Regions from separate parts of the Homo sapiens genome. Here region 2 is linked to region 1. Evidence: read pairs that join two places in POLR2A ChIA-PET (ENCODE). Cell type or tissue: PC-9. All regions are shown on one strand. Links, peaks and the distances in the headings refer to the core of each region. The heading gives the core; the rest is flanking DNA. Region 1 overlaps CKM (creatine kinase, M-type). Region 2 holds the start of CBLC (Cbl proto-oncogene C).

Evidence for each region. ChIA-PET counts read pairs that join two places held together with the same protein. Peaks named below come from ENCODE experiments on the same cell type or tissue, not always from the same donor. Only the 100,000 strongest peaks of a DNase experiment are listed, where the experiment ranks them.
Region 2: POLR2A ChIA-PET joins it to region 1 with 20 read pairs; 2 of 35 experiments call an interaction of 5 or more read pairs at or near these places.

The regions. Positions count from the first base shown.
Region 1 is chr19:45,308,853-45,313,235 of GRCh38, forward strand. CKM (creatine kinase, M-type) reads right to left here. Exons shown (of 8, transcript NM_001824.5): 5 at 2,897-3,068. Among named protein-coding and RNA genes, the nearest start is that of CKM, 12 kb to the right of the region's middle. In PC-9, for the core only: no CTCF peak of the experiment used is centred there; no DNase peak of the experiment used is centred there.
Region 2 is chr19:44,774,371-44,778,753 of GRCh38, forward strand. It overlaps CBLC (Cbl proto-oncogene C), which reads left to right and starts at 3,520. Exons shown (of 11, transcript NM_012116.4): 1 at 3,520-3,914. The coding sequence starts at 3,562. In PC-9, for the core only: a CTCF peak has its summit at 3,696; DNase peaks (open chromatin) are centred at 2,181, 2,521 and 3,431; H3K4me3 peaks cover 2,631 bases; H3K27ac peaks cover 3,633 bases.

The DNA.
Region 1 (4,383 bases), core at 162-4,161:
TCTGGTTTCAGGACCAGAAAATCTTCCCATCGTAGTGTGTTAGCTCCCAATCCTAGCATCTCAGAAGCAGGATCTTAGAACATAAAATATTAAGGCTGGGTGCGGTGGCTCACGCCTGTAATCCCAGCACTTTGGGAGGCCGAGGCGGGCGGATCACAAGGTCAGGAGATCGACACCATCCTGGCTAACACGTCGAAACCCTGTCTCTACTAAAAAATACAAAAAAAAATCTGGGCATGGTGGCGGGCATCTGTAGTCCCAGCTACTCAGGAGGCTGAGGCAAGAGAATGGCGAGAACCCGGGAGGTGGAGCTTGCAGTGAGTCGAGATCGCGCCACTGCACTCCAGCCTGGGCAACAGAGCGAGACTCCATCTCAAAAAAAAAAAAAAAAAAGAACATAAAATATTAAGATCCGGAAATGGCCGGGTGTGGTGGCTCATGCCTGTAATCCCAGCACTTTGGGAGGCCAAGGCCGGAGGATTGCTTGAGCCCAGGAGTTCAAGACTACCCTGGGCAACATGGCAAGACCCACATATCTACAAAATTTAAAAAATTAGCAGGCATGGTGGGACACATGCCTGTAGTCCAAGCCACTGGGGAGGCTGAGGCGGGAGGATCACTTGACCTTGGAAGGTCCAGGCTGCAGCGAGCTATGATCCCACCACTGCACTCCAGCCTGGGCAACAGAGCAAGACCCTGTCTCAAAAAAAAAAAAAAAAAAACCTGAGGGCAGGCATGGTGGCTCACGCTTGTAATCCCAGCACTTTGGGAGGCTGAGGTGGGCGGATCACTTAAGGTGAAGAGTTCGAGACCAGCCTGAGCAACATGGCAGAACGCTGTCTCTACCAAAAATACGAAAACTAGCTGGGCACAGTGGCACATGCCTGTCGTCCTAGCTACTAAGGAGGCGGAGGGTGAGAGGATCGTTTGAACCCGGGAGATGGAGGTTTCAGTGAGTCGAGATCAACCCACTGCACTCCAGCCTGGGCCTCAGAGTGAGAGTCCATCTCAAAATAAATAAATAAATAAATGAGTGGAATCTTAAAACCTAAAAATATTTAAAATCTTGAAATCTTAGAATCATCCCATCTGTATATCTTAGCACCCAGGCTCCCTTCATCGATTGAAACCTAGGTTCTCTAAATCTTTGACTATCTGAATCAGGGATTCAAAGAGTCAAAACAAGTCTAGCAATAATACTTTATAATAAAGATAAGACGAATAACCAAGATGTACTGAACACTTAGTGTATACCAGGCACTGCTTTTTTTTTTTTTTTTTTTTTTGAGACAGAGTCTTGGTCTGTCGCCCAGGCTGGAGTGCAGTGATGCGATCTTGGCTCACTTCAAGCTCCGCCTCCCGGGTTCACGCCATTCTCCTGCCTCAGCCTCACGAGTAAGTAGGACTACAGGCGCCTGCCACCAAGCCCAGCTAATTTTTTGTATTTTTAGTAGAGACGGGGTTTCACCATGTTAGCCAGGATGGTCTCGATCTCCTGACCTCGTGATCCGCCCGCCTTGGCCTCCCAAAGTGCTGGGATTACAGGCGTGAGCCACCGCGCCTGGCCCAGGCACTGCTTTTAATACTTTACATAAATTAACTCATTTAATCCTCACAAGAACACCAGAAACTACAAATTATTGTGATCCCTATCCTATAGCTAGGAAACTGGGGTAGAGAAAAATAAAATAAGTTGCCCAAGGTCACAAAGCTAGTAAAGTTAGTAAATGGTAGAGCTGGGATTTGAACCTAGGGAGTACGGTTCAAGTCTGAGTTCTTATTTTTGAGACAGGTAGCTGGAGTGCAGTACCTCGGTCATGATTCACAGTAACCTCAATCCTCTGGGCCCAGCTGATCCTCAGCCTCTCGAGTAGCTGGGACCACAGGTATACGCCATCACGCCTGGCTTTTTTTTTTTTTTTTTTTTTTTTTTTTTTTTGAGACGGAGTCTCCTGTCGCCCAGGCTGGAGTGCAGTGGCACGATCTCAGCTCACTGCAAGCTCCGCCTCTTGGGTTCAGGCCATTCTCCTGCCTCAGCCTCCCAAGTAGCTGGGACTACAGGCGCCTGCCACGACGCCGGGCTAATTTTTTTTTTTTTTTTGTAGTTTTAGTAGAGACGGGGTTTCACCGTGTTAGCCAGGATGGTGTCAATCTCCTGACCTCGTGATCCGCCCACCTTGGCCTCCCAAAGTGCTGGGATTACAGGCGTGAGCCACCGCGCCTGGCTTTTTTTTTTTTTAATTTTTGTAGCGACGTGGTCTCCCTATGTTGCCCAGGCTGGTCTAGAACTCCTGGGCACAAGCGACCCTCCTGCTGCAGCCTCCCAAAGTGCTGGGATTACAGGTGTGAGCCACTGTGCCCGGCCAAGTCTAAGTTCTTTCTTTTTTGTTTGTTTTTTTTTGAGACAGTCTGGCTCTGTCGCCCAGGCTGGAGTGCAGTGGCACGATCTCGGCTCACTGCAACCTCCGCCACCTGGGTTCAAGCGATTCTCCTGCATCATCTTCCCAAGTAGCTGGGACTACAGGCGCCTGCCACTACGCCCAGCTAAATTTTTGTCATTTTTAGTAGACACCGTGTTGGCCAGGCTGGTCTCAAACTCCTGACCTCAAGTGATCCCCCCGCCTTGGCCTCGCAAAGTGCAGGGATTACAGGCATGAGCCACCGTGCCCCGCCAAGTCTTAAGTTTTTAACTACCACTTCTCCGGTCCAGATATCCCAAAATCTGACACACAGACCACAGGATGGGCAGGGGCGGAGGGCAAGATCATTTTCCGTGGCATTTAGAAGATCATAATTACGTATATGGCCTTGGTTTTGGTGGAGGAGTGAGGAGGGCCGTTGCAGGACTGGAGGAGGCTGGGGGAAGAGGAAGCCAGGGGGCGGGGAGGGGCCTCACCAGATGCCACGGGCGTCGGGCCAGTCGCGGGCCATGCCTGAGGCCAGCAGCAGCGGGGACACGGGCTTGTCGAACAGGAAGTGGTCATCGATGAGCTGCTGCTGCTCCTTCTCCGTCATGCTCTTCAGAGGGTAGTACTTCCCTTTGAACTCGCCCGTCAGGCTGTTGAGAGCTATGGGGACACACGAGGGAGTGGTCAGCAGCCTGTCCCACCTCAACCAGGGTGTGGAGGCCCAGGGTTTCCCCTGCTGCTGCTCCTAACGGGCCTGGGCCTTGGCCCCCTGGATGTCCTAAAGGCACCTGAACCCTGTGTCTAAACCCACACTTGTGACGGCTCCCCAAAATCTGTTCCTGCCATCTGTCCAGGCCCCCAGGAATGGCCACCCCATGTGCTCAATCTGGAAAACAGACCCACCTCTTCCCCTGAGGGACCCTCACATCCAATCCACCTGCAGGCCACAGTGTGCTGGTGCCTGCTCCTAATGGCTGGCAACACAGATGGCTGAAGTCTCAGGACTTTGAGAGGCCATTAGTAAAAATTATTATAAAGTAGAATGGTAGCCAGGTGCACTGGCACGAGCCTGTAGTCCAGATACTGGGGAGGCTGAGGCAGGAGGATCACTTAAGCCCAGGAGTTCGAGTCCAGTCTGGGTAACATAGCAAGACCCCCATCTTTTTTTTTTTTTTTTATGAGACGGAGTTTTGCTCTTGTTGCCCAGGCTGGAGCGCAATGGCGCGATCTTGGCTCACTGCCACCTCCGTCTCCCGGGTTCAAGCGAATCTCTTGCCTCAGCCTCTCAAGTACCTGGGATTACAGGCATGCGCCACCATGCCCGGCTAATTTTGTATTTTTAGTAGAGACGGGGTTTCTCCACTTGGGCGCCTGGCCCAAGACCCCAATCTTTAAAAAAAAAAAAATTGTAGGCTGGGCGCAGTGGCTCATGCCTATAATCCCAGCACTTTGGGAGGCCAAGGCAGGCAGATCACTTGAGGTCAGGATTTTGAGACCAGCCTGGCCAACATGGTGAAACCCCGTCTCCACTAAAAATACAAAAATTAGTCGGCCATGGTGGCACACGCCTGTAATCCCAGCTACTCAAGAGGCTGAGGCACGAGAAACACTTGAACCCAAGAGGTGGAGGTTGCAGTGAGCTGAGATTTTGCCACTGCACTCCAGCCTGGGTGACAGAGTGAGATTCTGTCTAAAAAAAAAAAAAAGAAAAAAAATTGTGTGTTTATTTGTATATTCATGTATAAAATATGTGTATAATGAATTTGTGTTTGTGCATATGTACAATAAATCTATAATATTTATATATCTTATACATATTCATATAATATACAGACATACCTCGTTTTATTGCATTTTGCAGATACTGTGTTTTTTACAAATTGGAGGTTTGTGGCAACTCTTTGTCCAGCAGGTCTATTGGAGCCATTTTTCCTACAGCATGTGCCACTTCGTGTCTCTGTGTCACATGTGGGTA
Region 2 (4,383 bases), core at 384-4,383, 530 kb before region 1:
ATGACACACACTGTTGGTATTTGTGTCCAGTTCATTCACCTTAATTGCTGCGCAAGAGTTTATTGTGAGAGTACACCACAATTTATGTCAGGCTGCTGGTGGTGAACACCCACCTTGTTGCCAATTTCCTCCACTTCCAACAAGAATGCAATTAACATCCCTGAACATGTCTCTTGGAGTTTCTTAGGGCAGTATCTTTCAAACGGCCAAACAAGATCCATTAGTGGGTTGTGAAATCAATTTAGTGGGTTATAAACAATTTTTCCTTTAATGAAATGGAATTAAATAGAAGCTATTAGAGTGCATGCTCATAGTCGGAGTGAGAGCTCTTCTGTGAAACTTTTGCTTCAGGTGTCTATAGCTGTATTAATGTCCAGCAAAAGTGTTTACAAGCCACAGCTCTGAAAGAGGTAACTGGACAAATGACCTGTCCATTTGTCCAAAGGTCTCGTGGATGCTGCCAAATTGCTCTGCAATGTAGTTTGTCCATTTGCACTCAGAGCAGCTCCTTGCCAATACTTGCCAGTCAACACTTTGAACTTTTTCAGGCTAATGGGTTTTCATCCTGTTTTGTTTTTTGTTTTGTTTTGTTTTGTTTTGTTTTGTTTTTTGAGACAGTCTCGCTCTGTCGCCCAGGCTGTAGTGCAGCAGCATGATCTCAGCTCACTGCAACCTCTTCCCCCCGCCGGGTTCAAGCGATTCTCCTACCTCTGCCTCACAAGTAACTGGGATTACAGGCACACCACTATGCCCAGCTAATTTTTGTATTATTTTAATTATTTATTTATTTATTTTTATTTATTTATTTTTGAGATGGAGTCTCACTCTGTCACCCAGGCTGGAGTGCAGTGCTGCAGTGTTGGCTCACTGCAACCTCTGCCTCCTGGATTCAAGCGATTCTCCCGCCTCAGCCTCCTGAGTAGCTGGGACTGCAGGCACGCAACACCATGCCCAGCTAATTTTTGTATTTTGAGAAAGGGGGTTTTGCCATGTTGGCCAGGCTAGTCTCCAACTTCTAACCTCAAGTGATCCACCCACCTCAGCCTCCAAAAGTGCTGGGATTACAGGCATGAGCAACTGTGCCCAGCCTAATTTTTGTATTTTTAGCAGAGATAGGGTTTCACCATGTTGGCCAGGCTGGTCTCAAACTCCTGAACTCAAGTGATCCACCCGCCTTGGCCTCCTAAAGTGCTGGGATTACAGGCTACAGGCATGAGCCACCACACCCGGCCCAATCTATTTATTTATTTTATTTTTTTATTTATTTTCTTTTTGGTCGTTTTTTAATTTAAAGAAAAATTTTAAGATTTTCAATTCCTACGAGATGGGGGTGGGGCTAAGGAGGGGCTCAGGGTGCATTGGGAGGTTCGGCTCTCATCCTATGCCCCCTACCCGCCGACCTCAAAGGACTTTTGAGAATTCAGTGTGCCAATGTTTGCAAAGCATTACACACAGGGCCTGATAGACAGCAAGCATTCAATAAATGCTAGCTATGGCCGGGTGTAGTGGCTCATGCCTGTAATCCCAGCATTGTGGGAGGCCCAGGCTGGAGGATTGCCTGAGCTCAGAAGTTCAAGACCAGCCTGTGTAACACAGTGAGACATCATCTCTACTAAAAACTAAAAAAAAAAAAAAAAAATAGCCAACGTGGCAGTGCATGCCTGTAGTCCTAGTTACTAGGGAGGCTGAGACAGGAGGACCACTTGAGCCCCAGAGGTCAAGGCTGCAATGAGTGGTGATCCAACAACCACTGCACTCCAGCCTAGGAGACAGAGCAAGACCCTGTCTCAAAAAAATAAAATAAAATAAAATAAAAGTTAGTTATTACTATTATTCTCTGATTCAAAGTTCTCTAGATATGTGCACATTTGCGATCAGAACTTGGCCTGGTCTGACCAGGCATGGTGGCTCACGCCTGTAATCCCACCTCTTTAGGAGGCCGAGCAGGCAGGATTGATTGAGCCCAGGAGATCCAGGCTGCAGTGAGCTATGATCAGGCCACTGCACTCCAGCCTAAGCAACAGAGCAAGACCAAGCAAGACCCTGTATCACAGGAAAAAAAAAAAAAAAAAAAGAACTTGGCTTGGCCTAGGATGGGGCGCGGCCAGAATGCCTTGCTTAGGGGCGAGGCCCACAGCGCCCCGATGGCTGCCCAGCGAGCAACTGAGCAACCAGGCTGATGTTACAGGTTCTACAGGTTGGGTGAAAGCCACGCCCGGCCACCCCTACACAAATGAGTTGCTCCCCGCCCCCACAGTCTTGAACGCCATCCTCCCGCCTGGCTTCTTCGGGACTCAGGAGTATCTTAACTCTGGCCTGATTTCTCCCATGCCACACCATTAGGGGCACCCAGAAATCTTGTTGCCAAATTCCTGCCCCCTCAGACACCCACTTTCAAACCCTTGCTTCTAGGGAACCCAAGGGCCTGGTGGCTCTGTGCCTCCTTCCTCGGAGACAGAGAGAGAGCAATGCCTCCCTGACCGGTTCCTCCTTGAAATCTCAGTTATCTGACCTTTAATCCCATGCCACGACCAAAGACCCATACCTTCGACAAGGCGCTGTGTCCAAGTCCCACCTCTCGGTAGCTCCCAGCCCTTCCCCTCCCCTCTCCAAGAAGAGTCCCGTGGCAGGGCAAAATGGCTCACGCCTGTAATCCCAGCACTTTAGGAGGCCGAGGCGGATGCATCGCTTGAGCTCAGAAGTTCAAGACCAGCCTGGGCAACATGGTGAGACCCCGTCTCTACTAAAAATACAAAAAATAAAATAAAATAAAATAGCCAGGACTGCTGATGCGCGCCTGTGACCCCAGCTACTCAGGAGGGTGAGGTGGGAGGATCACTTGAGCCTGGGAGACAGAGGTTGCAGTGAGCTAAGATCTCACCACTGCACTCCAGCCTGGGTGAAAAAGCAAGACCCTGTCTCAAAAAAAAAAAGTCCCAGGCCTCCCCTAGCCCCTTGCCCCTCTCTGAAGGGACCCAGATATCCTACCTGCACTTCCCACCCACACACTGAGAAGCCCCCTCCTACCGCTACCCACCAAAGCCACCCCACCCTGCTCCTTTTTGAGAATCAAACTCAAACCGCACCAGCTAATTTTTTTTTCTTTTTTGTATTTTTAGTAGAGACACGGTTTCACCATGTTGGCCAGGCTGGTCTCGAACTCCTGACCTCAGGTGATCCGCCTGCCTCGGCCTCCTAAAGTGCTGGGATTACAGTTGTGAGTCATCGCGCCCAGCCACATTTTATTTTATTTTTAAAAATTTTTTAGAGATAGGGCCTCACTATGTTGCCCAGGCTGGTTTTGAACTCCTGGGCTCAGGTGATCCTTCCACCTCGGCCACCCAAAGTGCTGGGATTACAAGCATGAGCCACCGCTCCCGGCCTCCAAATCCCACCTCTTGAAGACCCACGTGCCAGGTCCTCCAGCCCCCGCCCCCTTTGGAGACACTGGTACCTGCAGGCCCCTCCCCGGTTCTCTAGGACCCGCCCTCTCCTTTCACTCTGGGCGAGGCCGCCCCTATCCCAGCCGCACCGGTCCTTCCCGGCACACGCGAGGCTCCCATGGCTCTGGCGGTGGCCCCGTGGGGGCGACAGTGGGAAGAGGCCCGCGCCCTGGGCCGGGCAGTCAGGATGCTGCAGCGCCTAGAAGAGCAATGCGTCGACCCCCGGCTGTCCGTGAGTCCCCCTTCGCTGCGGGACCTGCTGCCCCGCACAGCGCAGCTGCTTCGAGAGGTGGCCCATTCTCGGCGGGCGGCCGGCGGAGGCGGCCCCGGGGGTCCCGGCGGCTCTGGGGACTTTCTACTCATCTACCTGGCCAATCTGGAGGCCAAGAGCAGGCAGGTGGCCGCGCTGCTGCCTCCCCGGGGCCGAAGGAGTGCCAACGACGAGCTCTTCCGGGCGGGCTCCAGACTCAGGTGAGCCTTCGCCCCAGAACAAAGTCCTCTGGGGTGAGGCCCAGGTCTTGCTCCCAGCCCCTCCTCCCCCAGACCCAGGAACTTAGGCCCCCACCCCCTCCTCCCTCAGACCCAGGAACTCAGGCCCCCACCACCTCCTCCCTCAGACTCAGGGCTCCAGCCCCCAGCCCCTCCTCCCTCAGACCCAGGGGTCCAGGCCCCAGCCCCTCCTCCCTCAGACCCAGGAACTCAGGCCCCCACCCCCTCCTCCCTCAGACTCAGGGCTCCAGCCCCCAGCCCCTCCTCCCTCAGACCCAGGGGTCCAGGCCCCAGCCCCTCCTCCCTCAGACCCAGGAACTCAGGCCCCCACCCCCTCCTCCCTCAGACTCAGGGCTCCAGCCCCCAGCCCCTCCTCCCTCAGACCCAGGGGTCCAGGCCCCAGCCCCTCCTCCCTCAGACCCAGGAACTCAGGCCCCCATCCCCTCCTCCC